3 separate regions of the Homo sapiens genome follow, and all the other regions are linked to region 1. A link is a loop called in an ENCODE intact Hi-C map of the cell type or tissue named here. Cell type or tissue: mammary epithelial cell. All regions are shown on one strand.

The links. Peaks named below come from ENCODE experiments on the same cell type or tissue, not always from the same donor. Only the 100,000 strongest peaks of a DNase experiment are listed, where the experiment ranks them.
Region 2: it touches region 1 in a loop (2.6-fold over the local background); 5 of 110 quality-filtered maps call a loop at or near these places.
Region 3: it touches region 1 in a loop (3-fold over the local background); 7 of 110 quality-filtered maps call a loop at or near these places.

The regions. Positions count from the first base shown.
Region 1 is chr21:26,385,339-26,393,338 of GRCh38, reverse strand. No RefSeq gene overlaps it. Among named protein-coding and RNA genes, the nearest start is that of CYYR1-AS1, 17 kb to the left of the region's middle. RefSeq lists an enhancer at 2,603-3,802. In mammary epithelial cell, no CTCF peak of the experiment used is centred here; DNase peaks (open chromatin) are centred at 3,048, 4,548 and 7,388; H3K27ac peaks cover 4,138 bases.
Region 2 is chr21:26,465,684-26,473,683 of GRCh38, reverse strand. CYYR1 (cysteine and tyrosine rich 1) reads left to right here. Exons shown (of 4, transcript NM_001320768.2): 4 at 5,050-7,468. The coding sequence ends at 5,183. All of the region lies in intron 1 of CYYR1-AS1 (CYYR1 antisense RNA 1), which reads right to left. LOC107985474 (a long non-coding RNA gene) reads right to left here. Exons shown (of 2, transcript XR_001755129.2): 2 at 1,986-2,933. Among named protein-coding and RNA genes, the nearest start is that of CYYR1-AS1, 64 kb to the right of the region's middle. In mammary epithelial cell, no CTCF peak of the experiment used is centred here; a DNase peak (open chromatin) is centred at 3,693.
Region 3 is chr21:26,568,926-26,576,925 of GRCh38, reverse strand. CYYR1 (cysteine and tyrosine rich 1) reads left to right here and starts at 3,640. Exons shown (of 4, transcript NM_001320768.2): 1 at 3,640-4,058. The coding sequence starts at 3,986. CYYR1-AS1 (CYYR1 antisense RNA 1) reads right to left here. Exons shown (of 4, transcript NR_135515.1): 4 at 7,674-8,000. In mammary epithelial cell, no CTCF peak of the experiment used is centred here; no DNase peak of the experiment used is centred here; H3K4me3 peaks cover 1,057 bases.

The sequences.
Region 1 (8,000 bases):
AAGAAAAAATATTTATACGTATATGGATAGATGCATTTTTCATGAGGAAAGAAAAATTAATATTCAAGATTCATAGGCATATCACTGAGCTACGCTACATGAGTTTCTGTGGAGTATATTCTCCTAAAATTTTGACCACCTACTGTTTCTTAAGAAATGAGGCCCATGTTATGTTGTCACTAAATAGTCAATTAGATGCCTGCTTTCAGGGACAATTACACATTTGGTATGTTTGCACATGTCTACCAAATATTTTCAAAATGCTTTGAAACCCAAACACATCCTAGAAGAATTGGCACTATTCTCAAACCCGTCAAGGGTCCTAAAGTTCCAAGTAACAATCTGGCTCACAGGCCATTACTGCTCCCACAGCTGGGCTCAACATCTGTTCTGAATATAATATGGTTTGGCTCTGTGTCCCCACCTAAATCTCACCTTGAATTGTAAATCCCATAATCCCCATGTGCCAAGGGCGGGACCAGGTGGAGGTAATTGGATCATGAGGGCAGTTTCCCCCATGCTGTTCTTGAGATAATGAGTGAGTTTCACGAGATCTGATGGTTTTATAAGTGTCTGGTATTTCCCTTGCTTGTACTACCTCCACTTTGCTGCCCTGTGCAGAAGATGTCTGTTTCTCGTTTTCCTTCTGCCATGATTGTAAGTTTCCTGAGACCTCCCCAGCCATGTGGAACTGTGAGTCAATCAAACCTCTTTCCTTTATAAATTACCCAGTCTCAGGTATTTCTTTATAGTAGTATGAAAATGGACTAACACAAAATATGTATTTACTGGTGAACAACAAGAATTCAGAGGCTGATCTGAAAGGATCAAATCAACTGGACCTATGTTAAATGTGGCCTGTATTTAAACCCTTTGCTGAATCTTTACTTTTTCCTTGAAGCTACTGTCTTCCATTAACGAGAAAAGATGTAGGAGGATTCTTATTTTATACTTTGTTTCATTTGGTTGACAGATGTAGGTTGATAATGAGTAAGGAGCCTTTAACAAGTGAGAAGGGTCTCAGATATGGCTCTTTCCTTGGCTCTAAAAACTTTATTAAATATTTCTATTATAAGACATGACTTATAAGAAATGTTGGTTACCTTCAGGGCTTGTATTTAGCTGGTGTGACTGTGTATTAAAATACTGAAATGCTTTGGTACCCTTAGAATTATCCCAAATCCCCTCCCATACCACTGCTGGGTCCTCCTGACCTCCCAATGATCTAGCAAAGAATCTAGCTCTACGTCTCTTCTGATTGGTTTGGTGTCCGTTTCATCTAGTCGTTAACTGTTTTTCACATTGTCTCAGTTCTCTTAATTATCTTGCTTTTCTGTGCTTGGAGATAAGCCAGATTGATGGTAGGGTTTACAGAATATTTTTTATAAGTAAGTCATTTTCCATTATGAAAAGAATCTTTTATTTCAAGCATTGTGTTCCTTTGGAGACACTACTAATGTAATCAACAAAACAGGAAGGAACTAGAAATTATAACACATCATATACCCAGTGCTTCTCCACCCCTAGCTTCTCATGACAATCCCTGCATTACCCATTACCCTCTCTGCTGTCTTGTGCCATGCGTGAGTCTTCTTGCCATCCCACCCCACCATACACCTGACACCCAAATTGGTTTTCCTCATTCAGCTTGCCTTACATGGGACATGCCACGTTTACACTTCCACAAATTCCTCCCATCCTTTTTATATACCCCATCCATCCATATGACTCCACTGCGTTCTTATCCTTAGGACCCTGCTTTTGGCATTCAAAGGAATCAATTAGCTCCACATTTCACTGCTGTACGGATCATTGATATTACCATGAGAAGGCAGGATTTGTATCTAGTAAGCTGTGTTTTAACTGTGACATTTTGGAGGCAGAGTTCTCAACTGTCCTTTGTTAGCCAATCCAAATGACACTCTCAATCATGAGTGCTACAGGCCTGGATAGTGATGTTGACTCAAGAAGCTGACTGAACCTGGCAGGGCCTGCAGTGCTCATGCCTACTTCCCATCTGTGTGAAAGTCCTTTCCAGGAGAATAAGCATTTTCTAAAATTGTACAGATATCTCCGAAATGAAGCAGAGCTGTTTATACCATTATCTAGTGAGTTTAAGAGAGTGTTCAGAGTGCCTGCCTGCAAGGAGCAAGCAAGGAAATAATAAATCAGTCTGCTTTTAATTTTTCAGGATGACTGGATTGGGTCCCAGGTCATCACATTGTTACGGTGTCTTAGATTTGCTTTGGCTCTAGAGTTACTACTAAGTAATAATCTCTAATCCAGTTGCACTTACCCTTCTCTCAAGTCACCTTGTGTTCAATAAGGATAAACATTACTCACTGGTATATTGTTTTAAGAGGCTTTCAAACATCATGAATATCAGACTCTACTTCTTATAGCACAATCCATTAGCCATACCTTACTGCCTGATATTTCAGACCACAAATATTTAAAATCTGCTCACTTTTTGCTCATTCTAATTCATCAAAGAATCTGATTAAAAATAGAATTTATTTCAGCTTTTGGGTTTTCTGCAAAACAGCCCTCATATTCTGCCTTGGTCTATATTTTAGGAGACTTTTGTCTTACACTGTTCCCTGTTCTGATATTTAAGAAAAAATATTGGAACATACAGGTTTGCTAAAAATGACCCAAACTACTTGAAGGAGAAACAGTAGCCAAGAGTGTGGGGGTGGCCATGGCAAAGATGTTGCCGGTTTTCAGAAATATCAAGACCATCTGCTATGTCAACAACATTTCTGCCACAGTCAAAACCAGCTGGTGAGAGGAAAGTCTCTCGGAGTGTCAGGTTCTAACATGAGTGAAGACGGCCCTCTCTAAAGGGGAAGTGTGTTTTAGAAGAGGCTTGACAGCTGGGGAGAGAGCCTGTGGGGAGTTGCAGGCCACAACAAGGTCCGGGTTTGCAAACAAAGCATAGATCAGACTGCTGATGAGGGTGTGATCATCAGAGGCAGCCATCAAGACTTAATTCTACTTGTCCTGGACATGTCTCAAGAATGCATCAGTCACACATAAGGCATTTATAGATGTGAGACACCACATTACTCACTGGAGCTTCATGTTCACACCTTGACTGGAGATCTTATGGGACATCATTAGATTCTGTTATCTCCTTTTCTTCCTGTAGCTGTCCTGGAAGAGCATGATGAGGTGGGGTGGGGTGGGAGGCTGTCTTCAGAATATTCTGGGCAGCGATGCAGTACGGGAAGAACTACTTAGTCAGAGGACACACCAGGGGAGGTGGAGAATGGAGAGTGCTCTCCCAGGAAAACATTTCCCTAGGCTATGTTTACTCAGAAAGCAAGTCATTCTTGCCACTATTCATTTCCTCCTGCAAAGCTCATGATTCTAGTTAATCAAATGGCTTCATAAAGAATGCCATTATTATTTCAAGACAGGCAGAATGTAATCTGATGTACAACAAAGACCTGCATTATATCAGGTGTATCATGAAGGTCAATTGTATTTTGTTTTCAACCCTATAGAATATTGGGGTCAGTACAATCTTGTCATTTATAAGTCTAATCTTTTATATTTAGATGTAACATTTGACCTCTTTCAAACCACTATAATAATTAGGAATATTATAAAAGTAATGTAAGTAAGTTGTGGAGTCTTTTTGTGTGTGTGTGTGCTTCCATAAACATTCCTTCTGGTTTGGAATCTATTGGCCACTACTCTTCTGTTGTATTGTACTATGTTAATGGTTTTTCAAGAAAATAAGCAAGTGATAATCTCCATTTTAGTACATCTTAGACAGTGTCCTAGAAACTCAAATGATTTTTTCTATGTAAAAACAGAACGGCCCACCTTCCCAATTTGACTTTATTTATATAGGTAATTCTCAGAATTACCATAGAGCCAGTTCCCAAGACGATTCTCTTGAATAACTCATAAGATTGCCTTCATTGCACTGTTGTCTAAATGTGAGCCTTGCAGAGATTCCTTTTCATGACAGTTCATAAATATTCTATTTCCTTTTTAGCTAGACTTGTCACTAACCAAACATTTATAGTCAACATTTGTGAGGTGGCTATCAAGACTTAATTCTGCCTCTCCATACTAGAGATATTTATGTACTTACAAAAACAGCTACTTGGATTCATTAATGACAGCTTTAAATCTTTCTCCTAAAACAGTGATTCTGCTATCTTCAAGTCTGGCAGGGAGCAGTGTGCTAACTATGTGACATGTGACTTTAGCCTGCAGGTACATTGCTACTGAGACATCATGGTCTGGTGGATACAGCATGACAATAATCTACTCTTTCATTCTGCCCTGAGGTCCCAGGTGACCTTGAGCGAGTCATTTGGCCTTGTCTTTGCATTTCAAGTTCCTTTCCACAACAATGGAAAAATCTTTGCATCTGTTCTTTGCAGGGATGCTTCTAATATTGCCTTCTTTCTTCCTGTTATACACATTCTTTTTATTATTGTTTTTCTGTTTAATATTCCCTATGATGTGACCATCCAGCATTCCTGGGTGACTGTGTAATTATGTCAGAGAGTCACAGGAAATTTTTTTTCAAGCAGGAAGTTGAGTTAGAAAGATTAGGCAACTGTAAATGCCTATGACTCCCTTTGTTTCTCATTTTTCATTGAAAGTGTGTCTACCATGGGCCGGGCACAGTGGCTCACACCTTTAATCCCAGCACTTTGGGAGGCCAAGGCAGGTGGATCACGAGGTCAGGAGATGGAGACCATCCTGGCTAACACAGTGAAACCCTGTCTCTACTGAAAATATAAAAAATTAGCCAGGCATGGTGGCGGGTGCCTGTAGTCCCAGCTACTTGGGAGGCTGAGGCAGGAAAATGGCATGAACCTGGGAGGCGGAGGTTGCAGTGAGCCGAGATGGTGCCACTGCACTCCAGTCTGAGTGACAGAGCGAGACTCCGTCTCAAATAAAAAAAAAAGAAAGAAAGTTTGTCTACCATGAACTCCATTTTCTAAAATTGCCTTCTTTCTTTCACATCTACTCCATGCCTCCTCCTTATTCCTTTTTCATATATTTCACATTTGTTTTTAATATTCCAAGCTTCCTAAACAAAAGAAAAGGCTACATATTACTAAATGCTGGTATTTTGGAGACGATGTATTCATTCAGCAAACATGTAATCAATAAAAATTCTAAAGGGCTGTCATGCAGAAACAGAACAAAGTTAGAAGAGAGGTTTAAAGAGACAAATTTGACTCAGTGTAAGTGTTTCAGGCCAGGCACAGTGGCTCATGCCTGTAATCCCAGCACTTCGGGAGGCCAAGTTGGGCACATCATCTGAAGTCAGGAGTTCGAGACCAACCTGGCCAACATGGTCAAACCTCGTCTCTACTAAAATACAAAAACTAGCCAGGTATGGTGGTGCACACCTGTAATCCCAGCTACTCAGGAGGCTGAGGCAGGAGAATCACTTGAACCTGGGAGGCAGAGGTTGCAGTGAGCTGAAATTGCACCATTGCACTATAGCCTGGGTGACAAGAGTGAAACTCTGTCCCAAAAAATAAAATAAAATAAGTGTTTCTTCTCACACAAACTCACCTGGATGTGAGTCCTGTAGGATGGAGAGCATTGCATAGCTAGCAGAAGGTGGTGATGTGCTGAAAAGAAGAGAAATTCTGGTCACCATAACTAGCTTCATGCAACTACCAGAGTTGAACAAGCTGGGCCAGCAGAATCATTGGCTTGTTCAGTAAGGTTGTCAGAACAAGTTCAACGGAAGCAAGAGTTGGTAACAGTGGGACCCATTCAGTTATTGGGAAGGAAGCTTGACAAGATAGAACCAAAGTGGCAGGCTGCAGTGTGAGGTCAGCTTTTAGGCCTTCAGAACTTTATCCCATCCTCTGCAGTGGCTACAGAACCACCATCACCATGGCAGGTAAATTCCTAGGCAAAAAGGGATGGGTCCCCAGTGAAACTCAACCTTCAAGCCAAGGACAATCTAAAGCCTGAAAACCAAAGTGTAAATCCACGAACCAGATCGAGAGCTCCCATTTCCATTTGGCATGCTCTCTCCAAATTGGTCCTTTTCCTTCACCTATTTTATGTAGACATACCCTTCCCCAAAAGGTCATCTACACTATTGTGCCTATTTCTGAATGGTGCTTTTTCAAACATACTCATAGACCAACCAGCATGCACTTCCCCATTTCAAGCCCATAAAAATCCCTAGACTTAGCCTCATGGCTAGCAACACACCTTTGGGTCCCCTCTCACTGTCAAGAGTGTTTCTGTTGCTCAATAAATTCTATTCTGCCTTACTCACTTTCTGATGTCTGTGTACCTCATTCTTCTCAGTTGTGGGACAAGAACTCAGAACTTGTCTAACCATGGGAGTAAAAGAGCTGTAACACTAGTTTTAGAAAGAAACTGGGATTTTGGGCAGTATAACCATGCAGGGCTGGGGACAGTGGTTCAGGCATGTAATCCCAACATTTTGGGAAGCCAAAGTGGGCAGATCACTTGAGCCCAGGGGTTTGAAACTAGCCCTGGGCAACATGGCAAAACCCCATCTCTACGAAAACTACAAAAAAATTAGCTGGGTATGGTGGTGCATGCCTGTAATCCCAGCTACTCAGGAAGCTGAGGTGGCAGAATCACCTGAACCCAAGAAGTCAAGGCTGCAGTGAACTGTGATCGCACCACTGCACTCCAGCCTGGATGACAGTGAAACCTTGTCAAAAAAAACAAAAACATGCACACTACTGAGAAGTAGTAGGGGAAAGGCAGCCCTGGCCCCCAGAAGCTGGTGTAGCACACACAGTTATGTCAAGTTATTCTCCTGTTAAACAATCTCACAGAATGCCAACGTCAAACGAGTTTACTCTGAGACCATGATAAAGTGAGGTAAAACAAGTCCACTTCATAATTTTATCCAAGGAAAGATAAAACCAAGGTCACTATGCTACCCACAAAATGCCAGATATTTTGTCTCTTAGCCAAAATGTGTGACTGCTACTTTATAATTAATCTACCATCTCTATAAATAAGATATATTAAGATACCCAATTATAGAATTGCCCCCACTTTCTGACAGCGTTCAATCGAGAGTGAACACCTGCTTTGTGGACCCTCTCTGACATCACTCAACCAAAGCCCAAATCCTGTAAGAAGGTCTTTCTAACACCCGCTCTCTTAGACACCCCATAGTTTCCTACAGTATATGTTCTCCTTCTGCAACAAATCATAAACTCAATTTGTTTGATTATAGGTGTGTTCCTGGTGGTATTTGCCTAGAGGGTATTGACAATACAAAGTTAGATTCAAAATAGAAGCTCAGTTCCAAGAAATGGGCATACATTTAGACAATGAGCACTTATGAAAGCTGCAAAGTTAAGAGTTGCTCAAACAGCCATGACTCGCCCGAGGGTTCTGAAATTAGTTCTCACCATGATTTAATTCCAAACCACACCAGAAAAAAAAGAGTTGATGTCACAATTCTGGCCGCAAATGAGATTTGGGGGGGTTACAAAATATACTGGGCCTGCAGTGCAGAGTTAGGAAAAGAAGCTGCAAAGAGGGAAGGAAGCTGCAATTAGTAAGCTAAGCTGTTTTTATAATGCTCTATACATTCTGGACACTTAGAGACCAGAATCCTTATGATCAGAATTGCCCAATCTGTCAATCACTGGGAGACACACTAAAGAAAACCAAATGATAATAATGCAATTACTAGGATCTAGGAAAACCTTAAGAAAATCTGTCTTTGAGTCCTTTTATACTATATCCCTTTATTTAGTTAATTTAATTTACATGCTCTTTCCCTGTCTCTTGCTCTCTGTCTCACACACACACATGTTATCAATATATCCTTTTTCTTCTATTTCCAAGCCACTTATACATACTTTCTTTTTTTTTAAAGTTTATATTTTATTTTATTTTATTTTTTATTATTATACTTTAAGTTTTAGGGTACATGTGCACAATGTGCAGGTTAATTACATATGTATACATGTGCCATGCTGGTGCGCTGCACCCACTAACTC
Region 2 (8,000 bases), 80 kb before region 1:
TGAGAAAACAGACAGGGTCAGAGGAGAACTTTCATTCTGAAAGCAGGAGTTGCATGGTGGAGGCAGGGAAAGAGGGTGCGGTGACAGACTGTGTTCCACTGAGCACAGTGAAGGGGGTGGGGAACTTTTGGAAAATTAACAAATCGATGTGCAAAGCCTTCCAGAATTAAAGGTCTACAATAAGGAAACCTGTCTTTCTCATGGTGACAGAGGGATGTGAGGCTTGATGGAATTTGTCTTGATGCTATCTGAGTGGAAGGGGAACAATAGGTTATACTATATCTTTGCATGTTAGGCCATTGTAGAGGATAAATGGGCAGTATTGAGTTTATGTGGCTGGGGATGCGGGTAATGGAGGTCTTGCCAGGAGCTGTGTGGGCCTTTATTTAAACTCTCTGTTCTGGGTGGGGTTAAGGAAAATTGTGAGTAGTGGGGTTTGGGGGAGAGTAGATGAGAAGGTTTGCAATGAGCAATTGTCTTTAAATATAAGGCATGAGATTCATCAGTTCTACCAGGTATCAAAACTATTTAAAATCAGTAATAATTAAATTGAGGTATGTCTGGTACAAAAAGATACACCTTGGTCATTGGAATAGAACAGGTATATTAGAATTTTATATACTGTAAAGGAGACATAGCAAAAGAATATAAAAATTGAGGATTATTTAATAAGCCACATTTAGATAATTCGGCCTAACCAATATTTAAAACTTAGAAAAAATAAACTTTGATGCAAAAATATACCAAATAAAATAACACATGTAGCGAAGCATTAAATACATAAATTTAAATGGGTAAACTCAGAAACAGGATAGTTATGTATCAACTATCTGAAAAAGAAGACTAATTTTTAAACTTGGAAATAACACAGAAGGGATTTTTTAAATGAATAACTATATATTTTGTTATGGTTTTAAACTTCAGAATGTCAGTAAGGTAAAAATTATATAATAAACCATTTTGACAAAGAGTTTTTATTAAAAGATATATAATTTTGTGCACTTTTTTATATCTTACTTATATCTTCATTGAAATTAAGATCCTCATTTAGAAACTATCACCAGTCCAGAGCAACAACAAAAAATTCACTCAATATGAATAACAAACAGTGGACAAGATGTAAAACAGTGTCAAACCTAGCTGTTATCAAAAGAAATGATCAAGTAAAACAAAGACCTAAATTTTTACTTAATTTACTAAAATATTAAATGATAATGTACTTGTATACCCTTACAAGATGAAATAATTATTTTTGAAAGTAGTTTTATAATGTATTCTAAGCAATAAAATGTATGTGTTACTTAAGCCAGCTAATTAATTCCTGGAATTTTATTCTAAAAAAAAAATAATTAAAAAGTCTATGTGTAAGAAGATATTCATCATTACATTAATTATAATAAAAAATTAACCTCAAAATAGTGAATAGTGGATGGAATAACTGCTAAGGCAGCCATTAATAAAGCTTATGAAGAATATGCAGCAGAATGAAAAGACTTGCATTGTAATACAAAGTGAAAAAGTATAGGCCATACTCTGTGACTGCAAGGATGCAACTACGCACAAATGACTAAGAGACAGTATTTAAAGATATGATTTGTTAAATTGGGGTGACAAAATTATGGATGATTTTCTTCTGTTTCCAAATTTTCTGAAATAATTGTGAATAGTTTGGGTAACACCACGCATCTTCCCACCACATTAGCTTTAGAAATATTGGCCTGAGTGGGTAGAAAACATTACATTTCTTCTCCGAATTTCATGGTATTGCTAAATGTTTTAATATTGTAGACAGCTGTATCAGATGTTGAGGATAAATGGCCTATTTACCCTACTTAAATAGGAGATTAGAATATTGGTTATGAAAGGATTTCAAAGGCACGTATCTCCAGCTGCATACATACAACTTTTAAGTATGATTTCACCTGTAAAAAAAGAACAAAACCGCTTAGGATGAATCAGGAATTCTAAAATTGATACTTGAAAAGTTTACTTCCAGTGAAACTTTATTATGTGCAAGAAAGAAAGATAATACAGCCCACAATTATACAAATATTATTTCAAATGTCTTCCAGTGGCTGATATTATAAAAGATGTGCCATGTTTATATCTTGATGCGTAGTCCTCAAAATACCACTCTTTAACATTACATCAGAACTTTACCAAAATTCAAAGGTTGTATGAATGAAAGACCACTGTCATATCTTAGATTTTCATGTTCAACATGCAGCTGCATAAACCATAGGGATTCTTGCTGAAATGTCCTTCAGCAGTTTTTATGCAGATGGCAGAATATAAACGCTTTGTTACAGACGCATAAACACATGCCATGGCTTCATGACAGAGAATGATGTAGAGTCAATCTGCAGAATCAGCTGGTGTATGCTCCTCAAGTGGGAGGCAGGGAAAAGCTTTGGCAGAAAAACAGCATAGAACCACATGCTTATAAGAAACAGATCAATGGGTTTCCTGCTGCATGGAGGCTGCCGTGTTTCATTCTTGGCTTGGATGAAGTTTGTTATAAATCTCTTTGTCTCAGTGCTCCTAGATATAATGAAGTCGAGGCGTGGGTATAATGCAGAGGGAATGTGTATTTAGACTCCACAGGACTTACTCCATTTTTTTGCAGGAAACAGAGCTTGGAGTAGCCCAGCCTCCAAGGGTCTGAGGGAGCACTGGGGAAACTGTATATATGCATCCTCGCTGATGTATTTACAGAGCTGTGTTCTCGGCTGAACGCCCTCAGCCTGCCCAGCGCACTAGAGACTTGCAAGACTTTTGCTCCACCAAGGAGTGCTCAGGGGACATCCCACTCAGTTCTGTGGCTCCTTCTTCCTCTTCTCTTTATTGGCTCAATTCTGCTTCCTCACATCCTCCAAGTACAGGGCAATCAGTCAGTGGTTCAAATCATCAAGCTCTTGGTAAAGATAGGCAAACTAAAAAGATCCAGAAGAAAATTGTATTAGTCCATTCTCACACTGCTATAAAGACATACCCGAGTCTGGGTAATTTATGGAGAAAAGAGGTTTAACTGACTCACAGTACCACTGGATGTACAGGAAGCATGGCTGGCGAGTCCTCAGGAAATTTACAATCATGGCGGAAGGGGAAGGGGAAGCAAGCACATCTTCACGTGGCCAGCACAAGACAGAAAGAAGAGGGAAGTGCTACACACTTTGAAACAACCAGATCTTGTAAAAACTTCATGAGAACAGCAAGGGGGAAATCCACCCCCATGATCCAATCACCTCCCACCAAGTCCCTCCCCCAACATTGGGAATTACAAAATGGCATGACATTTGGGTGGGGACACAGAGCCAAACCATATCAAAAACATAGTTTTTTTCTGCATATCAGTGGAAGCCCTATGTATGTCTATGTCTGTTTATCAGAACACTGTCAAATTCTTATTAGAAAGAGTACAAATTAAGGTTCGTTTGCAAAAGCAATTGCAGTTTTTGCAATTACTTTAATGGCAAAAACTGCAATTACTTTTGCATCAACCTAATAGAAGACATTTAGAAAAGTTTGTTGAAATGTTGTGTGTTCCTTTCTGCCATTCTAGTATTAAGAGCATGCCCACTTATTTGCATTATTATGACACTGGTCTTGTGATTTGGGTTACATTCACAGTAGGCAATTAAGGCATGTCAGTTTCCAAGCAGCATCAGGATCCTGATGATGATTCAGCTACTGGCAGTTCATCAGACTGGTTGCTGAGGGAGTTGCTCAGATGTTGCAAAATGATTCAGTTCTTGGAAACGTGGATAAATTTCAGCTCAAGGAGTACTTCTTTTTCAACACTAGAGAAAGGAACTGAAACCACTACAAAATAGACTTTTATGTATAGTCATCATAAAGTATATTAAAAGGTAGAACAGAGGATACTAGAGGCTGAGAAGGGTAGGAAAAAGGATGGATAGGGAGAAATTTATTAAAGGATATAAAATTACAGCTAGATAGGAGGAATAAGTTCCAGTGTTCTATACCACTGGATGACTATAGTCAACAATAATATATAGTTTCAAATGGGTAGAAGGAGGATACTAAATGTTCCCAGCATAAAGAAATGACAAATGTTTGAGATGATGGGTATGCCAGTTGCCCTGATTTGATTATTATACATTATGCATATCAAAACATCACTCTGTACCCCATGAATATGTACAATTATTATTTGTCAATTCAAAAAAATAAAATTATTTAAAATTTAAAAACTTTCTTAAAACACTGACATATGGTACAGTAACAAAATAAAGAAAATTTTTCATATAAGATTCAGAAAATTAAATGTTTCATCTTCATTTCCTAACCTACTTGTCCTCCTTTTTTGTCTTCTTCATATTTCTGTAATGGTTCCACCCCCCTCCAATTATAGGAGTCCTGTACTTGGTACCTAATACCTCAACCCCTTCTTTCACTTTCTCCTCTCTTTCTCCACACACCCAGTCATCACCTAAAGACTTGGTTGCTCAAGGACTGTTAGAATGTTTTTCCCTCACTGTCATGAGTCCCTTATCATCCCTCACATATGCCATTACATTGTTGCAGCTTTTCTTTTATCTACCTCTGCCTCTGTTGACTGCTGAGAGTGGTTTTCTCAAAGCATATTCACTACCATGTTCAAAGAATCTCTGATAGCTACATGTTATACATTCTACATTGCATTCAGAGCCCACCATGGTGATATAACCGCACTCCTCATTGTCTTTTCCCATTCTCCCTTTCATGTACTTTTGCTTGAGATGAAGGGCTCTCCCGCTTCAGTGCTTTTGATCAACCTGAATTGTCCCTCACCTTCTCTTTCTGCCACTTCAGCATCATATTTTCAAGAAACTTTCTCTAAACAACCAGTTCTTAACACTTTGACCCATGATACCACATTTTAGAGCACTTACCCTTTCATACATATGTGGTCCTGACCTAATAAAACTAAGATTTTTGCAGCCACAATTTATGTCCCCTCCCAAAGTATCTAGCCCAGTGGCTTCAACACAGTAGAAATGCAAATATTTGCTAACTCCTTGATGTTCTCTTCCCCTTCTTTTTCAGCAGGACCACCACCCTACGGTCACGACCACGAGATGGAATACTGTGCAGACTTGCCTCCTCCATACTCCCCCACCCCACAGGGTCCAGCACAGCGTTCTCCACCCCCTCCTTATCCTGGAAACGCAAGGAAATAATCTATCTCCCAGAACAGAACATGTGCCAATGGGCGATCTTGCCTGGAATAAAATGCCTCTACTCAGAAACAGGCAGGAAAGAATTGCTCCAAGGAATACTTTTTGGGGTCAGATAATGTGTCAGGTGGAATATCCCTGCTAGGAGATATAGGATTTCTACTCTGCTCAAAGCTGACCCCATCTGGAGTATTAATGTTTGGTTCTATGGAACCACATTTTAAGAGATCTGCTGATCCACCTAAGCACATTCAGGGAAGAGTAATGTAATTGACAAAATATCTGATAATCATGTTGTTTAAGGGCTAGGTGAAGAAAGTTTCAGTATTGATCCTGGAAAAAAAGAAGATCTAAGTAGGATGGGAGAATGATTTGGCCCACACAAGGAAGCAACTTTATTCTATATAGCTTTAAAAGTCAGAACTAGAATTGTTCATTCTTTCATTCATCAATAAATGTATTTTGAGTGCCTAAGAGTTTACTATGTGCCTAGCACTGTTTGAGGTCCTGATGGAAGTTACAGGACGGGTACTCTGGTTTTAGTACAAGAAAGAGCAATGACTAGATTGCTTTGTGAAGCTCTTGGTAGAGACACGCTCCAGAAGGGATAACAAAATCAAATAGTAGATGGGTTCATTGGGCCTCAGAAGTTCTGCTCGTATTTTAGGTGGGTGTGAAGTGAATTTCTATATGTCCAGGAGTGAATACAACAGAAAGAGTTGGATCTTATTTATTTAATTAGGGAGTTAAAACAAGACCAAAAAGACTCAACAGCCGCTTGAAGCCAAGAACTCTTCAATGCCAGCTACTGCCACCTAAAAATCATCTGGCTTTATAGTGGATCAGAATAAAGGTTATTCTAACTGTGGGGAGAAAAAAAAAATTGTATCAAGTTCCACAGGTAGCAGACACTTCACTTCCAAGTAAAAGATGAGAAATCAATTATTCCCACAGGATTTTAGGTCAGGGAGCAAAAATCTCAGAACTTGACCATGAAGATACACAACAGACTCGCAAAAATAAAGTGGGAAATGAAGTTCAGATTCCCTTCTGTAGATTTCCTTAAAACTATTATTTTTTTCTTCTTCGTAAAATTTTGATAATCTGTTCTCTTAAAAAAGTTAATGACACAATTAAGATACTGACATCAAATTGTTGCCTTTTACCAAAATGCAAATTTTATGAAGTGCCTACCTTTATATGTATAAAGCATTTAATAAATAATTCTAATGTGCCATATTTTGCTGTGAGTGACCTTAACATTTATATTTTTATATGAATTGTTTCATGTATTTATAAAAATTGTATATTGAACATTGGAAATAGATGATTAGATTTTTGTGTCATTTTACAATTAAATCTAAAATGCTTAATCCAATATCATCATCAAAATTCAGTGAAATCCCAAAACAGTGCCAAGAATTTTGCTGAATGAAACAATCAAACAAAGCATTTTAAGGTGTAAGTTATAGTACCTGTACTTGCAGATAAGAAGCTTACTATATCATTATTATAAGTAGCATATATTACTTTCAAATACCTATATTAGAAAGATATTGATCTGACTGAAATATAACCTACCTGCCAGTAAGGTCCAAAGGCTGAATTTGTTTTGAATGAGTTCCTTGATCTTTAAGCACTGATGATTTTCTTATATATGAGGATGCAAAGCATTCAAGAGTTTCAGCCTGTTCTGGTGAGGGGCTCCCTGACTTACATAAAGTTTTCAGTGCAATTTTAATAGTACATATGCTTTAATTTATTTTTCTTCTGCGTGTGGTCAGACCCAATTACACTGTGGCTAAGACTCTCAAAGTGCCAGGGTTTCTGTGATGATTCTGAGAATGCTGAATACAAATATACCTTATATTCTTTAAGGAAAACGGAAAGGAAAGATCAGCAGAAATAGGGTTTTCTCATCTTCACCATCAATAAACATTTATTGCGTACCTCCTATATTCTGCAAATTTTCCCCAAATAGAAGCCAGTTCAGTCCACACCATCTCTTCTTTGAGTTGTTTATGGCCTCCCTTAAGGCATTTTACAAACCCATAAGCCTACAATAGATGAGTATTTTTACTATTTGTATTAAGTGTCATAATAGCATCAATGTGCACATTACCAGTATAGACTGTTGGAGTTCACTGATTGTTTTCATAGATGATGCTTCTTGGGGAAAAATAGTATAGGATGTGAAAGTTTTGAATTACGGTTATTTAAAAACTAACATTTGCTATGGCCAAAGTGTTTACAATAAGCAATAAAGTGAAAGAACCTATTATAACACAGATTATATTTTCATTGTCTTGTGTCCATTTTTTTCACCCTCTATTTCTGCTGACTTTGCCTCATTCTTCTGTACAGGAAACACAGGGCTGGAGCCAGACAGACTTTATTTTGAATCCTGTCTCCTGCCTGTGTGATTTGAAGCAGGCTACTTCATCTCTGAGATTCAACTTTCTGCTCTGGAAAATGTAAATAATATTATCAGTCTCATCGCATTCTGCAAAAACTGGATGAATATATACAAAACTCTAAGTATAGTGCCTGGCACATAGAAAACGTCCAATAAATATTAGCCCAAAATAAATTAACAAAACAACAATATAATGAGAACAACCTCTAGAACTATATTATCCAACACAGCAATCATCAGCTACATATGGTCATTTAAGTTTAAATTAATTGAAATGAAATTAGATGAAAAATTTACTTCATCTGTCTCATTAACCCCATTGCAAATGCTGCATAGCCTCATGTGGCTAGGGGCTACCTACGTTATTGGGTAGTGCCACTCTAGAGAAATCTATGCAAAAACGC
Region 3 (8,000 bases), 180 kb before region 1:
CATTTCTTATTTAACTATATATCTTAAAGATCTTTTCAACAATTTTAAACATTAGATATGAGTTCATAATGTGGATATACCCTAATTTACTTAACTGTTTTACCTCTGTTGTACATGTAAACTATTTTTTAAAATTGTAATAAACATTGTTCTAGATGTCATAGTGGATCAGAAATATTAATAAAATCTGATTTAGAAGAGGATTCTTGGATTGCATTCTTTATCTTTCAGTGGGTTAAAAATAGTTTCACCCTCTTCAATTCCAGGGTTGCAAATGAGAAATCTGATGCCTGTCAGATTCTCTTTTTCAAGGAAACATAAAAATTATATATGAAAATGTATATGATTTTAAATTTATACTTGTTGAAACTGGTCTCTAAGATATGTACATATTTGTGCTTCTTTTCAAAAAAAATTTCTCGGAACTAACTCACCATTTTAAATATGAAAATTCAAATTTTATTACAGCTCAGAATTTTAAAACATTATTTCTTTGACGTTTGCTTTTTCACTTTGTGTTTCTCTGGAAACTATTAGCCTGCACATTATTCCCATTCTTTGGGTTTTTATATTTTTATTCGTGGTTTCTATTTCTTTGTGTTTTTTTTCCTCTGTTATATGAAAAATACTCCTTATTTGATCTAACAATTTTTTTTTTCTTTTTTTGAGACAGAGTCTCACTCTGGAGTGCAGTGGCATGATCTTACCTCACTGTAACCTCTACCTCCTGATTCTCCTGCCTCAGCTACCCGAATAGCTGAGAGCTGAGACTACTGGTGCACACCACCACGCCCAGTTAATTTTTTGTATTTTTAGTACAGATGAAGTTTCACCATGTTGGCTAGGCTGCTCTTGAACTCTTAGCCTCAAGTGATACCCACCTCGGCCTCCCAAAGTGCTGGGATTACAGGCGTGATCCACCGCGCCTGGCCTGATCTAACAATCTAAGTTTTTTTTTTTTAATGTGACTATTTTATAATTTTTTTCTGTAAATTTTAAAACCTCAAACCACATTTATTTTAATTTCCAGGAACTCTTTTAGTTCCTCTGATGTTGTATTCTTAAGGTTTCTCATTCCATACATATTTGTATATACATCTTTTTTTCCTTCAAATCCTTTCTTTTAACTACCACAATTTCTTAAATGGCTTGCCATCTTTCTTTGCCTTTCCATGTCAATTGAGTTTGGTTTCCTGAGCATCAGCATACTTCAAGGTAGCAGCTCTGGAAGGTACACTTGCAGGCAAGCTTGCTCGACCAATCTGTTGAACTGTATGAGAAGTCTTTCTGTTCTCAAAAGTAAGCTGAAAGAGACTATCCTGACCAACACTGCAACTTCCTATGGGCCTCAGTGGCAACAGCCAGCCTCTTCCTGATCTGTGTCAAAAAGTGGGCGGGAGAAGCCCCTTCTTCTATCACAGCTACCAGCCCATCAAGGATCTGTATTCAGTCTCATCTGCAAAGACAATCATTTTTCTATTCCAAGCAGGCTGGATACCATTCTTCAGCTCTGCAAACACTGACTTCCATCTGTATCTTCTTCCTTCAAGACTCAAAGGGCTTGTATGCCTGGGATTTTCTCTAGGTTCCAACCATTGTCCCAGTTATTTAGAAATTGTGCTTCCCAGTGGAATGTTTTGATCAGGCTACAAGAATGACAGGACCTAGTGAACAAGTTCTTGAACACCCTGGATTAAATGTTTGAATTTTAACCTAAGGGCAACAGGATGCTACTGAGTGAGTGAACATGATGAAATCTGTAGTTTAAGAAGAAATATTCCAGCTTCAGTCTGGCAAACATCTCTGAAGGCAGGGAGGCTGAATATAATCAAGACTATAAAAGTCTAGATTAGGACAGAAATAGATGATAATTTAAAATGCGTTTGGGTGGTGTTCAGGTGGACAGATTAGGTGAACTTGGTGATAGATTGGCCAGCGAGGATGAGAAAAAAGGTGGAACTGATCAGCCTTCTTTAGAACATGGTGGATGGTTGGGCCTTCACCAACGTGTAAAACACAGTAAAGAGCTTAGCTTATGTTTATTTTGGGGGTGATGTTTCCTCCCACTCTCGTATTCCCTTGCAGCACTGCATTTACAGGAAAAAATTCCTGGAAGAGAACTGACTAAATTAAGTACATGTGTATTTGAATTTTCGTACATATAACCACACCGTTTCCCTTAAGAGTTCATTTGGTTTTGTATTTGGTTGGTTTGATACATGAAAAGTGATGTCTCACTGTCAATTTTATTTCTATATTTATATTTATTTGTTTTGTATGAAGTGTCTATTAATATCCTTCCTCAGTTATCTCTTGGTTGTTTTTCCTATTGATTTTTTTAAGCTCAGTATAATAATGAGATTAGGACTTTGCATTGCAAATATTTTTGCCAGTTAAATGTCTGCCAACTGGAAGTATTAATTCTTATTTAGTCAAGTTGGTCAATATTTTGTTTTATGGTTTCTGAGTTTTTTATAATGCTTAGAAAAGGCTTCCCTATTCCACAATTATTTGAATGTTATCCTCTTATTTTTTAATCTAATATTTTCATAGTTGTATCTTAAATATGTAATTCATATAGAACTGATTTTGATGTAAAAAGATAAGGCTCCACAGATGGCTATTTACGGCCTCAACACTTTTCACTGAGTAACTCATCATTTCCCCTACTACTTTACATTGATATTTCTTTAAACCATAAATTAAATTGCTGTACATACTCATGTCTACTTTTGGGTTACCTTTTCTCTTTCACTAAGCCTATCTATTCCAATGTTAATCTAAACTGTTTTAATTATTGTGATATTATATGTAATATCCCATTCATTATTCCCATTCATTACTCTTGTTTTAAATAGATATTCTTACATATTTATTTTCCATATAAACTTTAGAATCAGATTGGTTTGAAAAAAATCATGTTATTTTAAAAATTGGGATCAATTTTATTTCCAAATGTATATAATAATTTGGGGAATCTTGTTGTCTTTATCCTACTAAATTTTCTTAGTGAAAAAAGTATCTCTTTACTTATTCGTATCATTTTTTTTCCTTCATGCATAACATTGAGAACTTTCTGATTTTTGTTTGCAGGAAAGAAAACTATTGGTTTGCTAAACAAGAGCTTTATAGTTGATTAACTTTGATTTTCCATGTATACACGTATTTCATTTGCTAATGACAATTTAGCTTTCATTTTTCATAAATCTTTTTCTTTCTCTTGTTTAATTGCATAGGCCAGTAACTCCAAAACGTCAAAATCATAACGACAGTGTGCACTGTTGTGTTTTTTTTTTCTGAATTTACAGGAAAAAATAATAAACATTTTATCAGCTTTCAGCAGAGATGCCATACACTTTCTGTACTTCCCAATCCTGAGTTTTCTTCACTGTCACTCTTTGTCGAATACCTTCAACCCTGAAAATTCCTTCCCTTTGTTTAAAGATAAAAAGCAAAGTTGTTCATCCATTGCTTAGAAAGGAAAAATTGTAGTGGAGGCAAGGTTAAAAAGGAGCAGGCTGAACTCCATAGCAATCGCCAAAGCAAGGGGTTAGGAAAAGTTTCTTGGTCCCCTAGTCACTCTTTAGAAGGAAGAACCCGGGCTTGGGGAGGAGTCGGGGCCACCCCCGCCCCCTGCCCGCAGTCGTTGCCACCCGCGGAGATGAAATGTGAGCCTGGGTGGCCAAGGACGCCGGAGTGGCCGCCTTCCCCGCGCCTGAGCGCAGTGGGGCGAGACAAAGAGACCTGGGCCCCCAGCGCAGCCCGTCTCGGGCCACGGGCGCCCCAGCTCCGCGGAGTCCCGCAGTCGCTGGCCCGGGACGCGCCCGGCCCGGGCTCCCTTGGAAGGCTCCCTAGGCAATGGCCGGGTCTCTGCTCCACCCGGCTCTCAGGAGCGCTGCTCTCTCCATCTGATCGCCCTCCATCCTCCCCATTCCCTCCGGTTCCGGGCTCTCCCTTCGCTCCAAGCCTCAGGCCACCGGCTTGGATGGACGCTCCGAGGCTACCCGTGCGTCCAGGGGTCTTGCTTCCGAAGTTGGTCCTGCTCTTTGTCTACGCAGGTCAGTGACGGAGGGCGGCGGAGAGGGTCAGAGGCTCGGGGCTGCCCTTGGGTCACGGTCCGGGCTAACGTGGGTTGAGCTGGACGGACCGGGACCTTTGCAGAAGGACCTTTGCAGACGCTTCTGCCTTTTCCGCGAGGCGACGGCAGAAACCCGCGCACTTCCAGCCGCACGCGGTTTTGTTTTGTTCCTTTTCCTTTAACTTTTACCTTTTGCATTTCTTTTCTTTCCCTTTCCACCTTGGAAATAGCAGTCTCGTGTTTAGGGGATTTGACTCTCTGGATAGAGTAAACTATATCCAAATAAACTTATCTGGATAGGCTAGGCAGTGGCCTCTCCATCTTCTGCTTTCTAAATAGTCCTGGTTTTCCCTCTTGTGAATAAAAAAAACTTAGAGCTTTGTTTTCGTTCTTTGGGAGATTCACAAGTGTGGTAGACTGAGCTATTGGACTGAAGTCAAACACAAGGTTTTTGAGAAGCATGAATTCACCCAGGGTCTAATCTGTACAGGTTCGTTGATTTAGATAGACACTTGTTTATAAGAGAAGGGCATCTGGTTTCCCTTCTAATTATTCGTAGTAAGAACTGCTAATAATTAACGAAGCAAAGTGGGTTTTCTTGTTTGTGATTAATATGGAGCCCCAAATGGCCTTTCATTGGTTATTCAGGTATAAAGTGTCTTACACACGTGGTCTTTGCATCAGTTCATATTCACAAAACAATGCAAGCTAAAAGCAAAGTTCTTTGTAAAATGTTTTTGTGTCTCTAACGTCCTATGACAAAAATCGCAGGCTCACCCCTGAGCCTCCAATACGAAATGTATATATAGCACTGAAATTTACCTTTGATACTCAAAAAGATATTGCAACTGAAATGATGTTCTTCAGTGTTGCACCTGAGTATTAAAAGAATTGAATTTCTCATTCAACCTTGCTAGAAAAGAGTCACCATAACTTCTGTAGACATTTTTAGCCTGTTTATTGAAATGCAAATTAGTGGCTGTCTAGGAGTTACCATTTTAAAGATGTTTTATGGCAGGAAAAATGCTGACCTTCTAATATGAAAATTCATAAAAGTAGGATAAGTTCTTCGTATTTAATGAAGAGAATTACATTTAATCTGTTTACAACATTTATTTCTTTTATTAAATTTGTATAAGGTTTTCAGAATTTGAGGGATTAACAGAGTCAACTGCATTAATATTCATTTTCTATTGAAAAAATCTCTTTATTAGTTCTTTCGAAGTAATTATGCTTTTCACTTCCTCTGCTCGACAATATTTAATACTTTCACTCACACTTATTCAACCACTCCATTGAACCACAATTTTGTTTGTTTGTTTGTTTGTTTATTATATTCCCTGTGGTAAACTGAAAGCTTCTGCTTTACACATCTGCCCCCTCCTCCTGTTTCCCCAGTGCTAGGTGCCCAGCTCCTCAGGGCTCAGGAAATCAGCGAAGCTGGCCAGCAACAAGGGTGGTTAGTTTAGAAAGTTTTCAGTCCATTCATTTCTCTTCTTTGGAATCCCTCTATCATAAGCTACAAAGTAGTTGTAAGCCAGTGCTAAGTTGACTTACTATCTTTGCTAAGAAGTGTTTAGCTAATAAGCTCTTTGGTGTCAATTCCTGGACTTGTTATTCAGAGGCCTTTTTATGCTTTTCATATTCATTCAACTATTACTTACTGAGTGAGGTATGTTGAGCCGTAAGAGGTCATGTTCTTATCAGTCTTCTCTGGGAACTACGGTATGATCATAAGTTACTTTAAGGTATAAAAGGTTGTGTCATAGGAGAGGTAAAATCACGTGCTATAGATGTTCAAAGAAGAAAGTCTTACTGCTGGCTTAAAAGAGTAAGCTTCATGAGGACAATGTCTATTTTGTTCAGCAAAAAGATCAATCAGTATTTGCTCAGGAAAACTGAATTGAAGAAGACTTGAAGGAACTAGACCTTTGAAAAATATAGACGCCCTGAACCCAACGAGACGGAGTGGGATATAGTAGGATATCGTGTGATCAAAGTCAAAAATCAAGATCTGTACATGCAACAAAGGATATTTCAGTTTGGTTGGAACTAAGAGGTATGGCTAGAAGTAAGGGTTGAGGTTAGATGCTGGAACACCACAGAAGTCAAAATAGTTCATACTATTAAATGAATTGCCAGCTTTGTGGGACAAAAATCTAAGTAGATGCACTGCTCATAATCTAAATTATTTTCCCCAAAGCAAATGCATTAGATTCACATTTCATTTGGCTAAACAAATAAGAGCAAGGTTTCTATACCTGAAGCATCATGTTGTACTATAGAGTTACTTTTGGAAGGAGACCCAGTGAAGTGTTGATATTATTGTCTGACTCCCACTGCAGGCTACAAAGACAGGATTCGGTCAAGGTTTTACCTTCCGGGCCTCAGCCAGTAACTTCTGTCTCCTCCCTTTCCTTCCTCTCTTATCTTAGCTATAGCTTGCAAGGGCCATTTCTAAGCAAGTGCTTCAAGCCAGATACTGCTTTTCCTGTTCTGCGCATTCCTTAAGGTGGGAGGCAGGGTGAGTTGGGAGTCAGGGGTGAGTTGGGGAACCTTCTTCCAGACCACACCTTTCAGCAAAAAGTCATTGAAGAAAGTTTAAGTTGGCTGATTTTCAGGGATACTAACTTGGACATTAGAAGTAATATTATTTATCTTCTGAAGACAAATTGGAATGATCTGTTCTTTCTCCAGTGAGAAAAAGCTCCTGTATGGCGCAAACACTGATCTTTGTCAAATTATTCTCAAATATCCCAGAGAAAGCAACCAACATAAAAAAGGCTTTGAAGTGTGGTTGAAATTTCATTTTGGAGAGGTTGTGATTGTAAATGTATTTGCCATTCTGTTAAATCTCCCCTTTTGGGTAGTTTAATTCTGGGAAGTAGACAAGAGCACTGGAAAATGCCATAAAAACAATGACCAGTGTGTAACATGATCCAGATGTTTGCTGCAGGTATAATCCAGCTTCTTGGCTACAACATTTTGGGCTTGGTTTCCTGTAACGTTGGCTCAAAATATTTTGATAACACCATGTCTTTATAAAAGTAGTCACCGGAATGCAACGGTAGCAATTGAATCTTCGATATTGATGGCGAGTTTAATAAGATGTCACTGTCCTGGACATGGTTCAAAAGGCACCCATGACGTTACTTACACATTGGTTGTCCTACTCTGACGGAATAGTGGGGACATTAGCTCTCTCACAATCAGAATGGCTTTTATTTATTTATTTTTTGATAATTTCAACTTCTTTAATTTTAGACTCAGGGAGTACATGTGCAGATTTGTTACCTGGGTATATTTTGTGATGCTGAGGTTTGAGGTACAATGGATCCCGTCACCCAGGTATTGAATACAGTACCCAATAGTTAGTTTTTCAACCCTCCCCACTCCCTTTCCTCCCTGCTCTAGAAGTCCCCAGCATCTGTTGTTGCCATCTTTATGTCCGTGAGTACCCAGTGTTTAGCTCCCACTTGTAAGTGAGAACATGCGGTATTTGGTTTTCTGTTCCTGAATTAATTTGCATAGGATGATGGCCTCCAGTTTCATCCATGTTGCTGCAAAGGACATGATTTTATTCTTTTTTTTTTCTGGCTGCATAGTATTCCACGGTGTGTATGTACCACATTTTCTTTACTGAGTCCACTATTAATGAACACTTGGGATGAATCAGTCTCTTTACTATTTTGAATAGTGCTGTGACGAATGTACAACTGCATTTGTCTTTTTGATAGAATGATTTATTTCCCTTTAGATAGATACCCCAGCAATGGGATCACTGAGGCAAATGGTAGTTTTGATTTAAGTTCTTTGAGAAATCTCCCAACTGCTTTCCACAGTGGTTGAACTAATTTACATTTCCAATAGCAGTGTATAAGTATTCCCTTTTCTCCACAGGCTCACCAGCATCTGTTGCTTT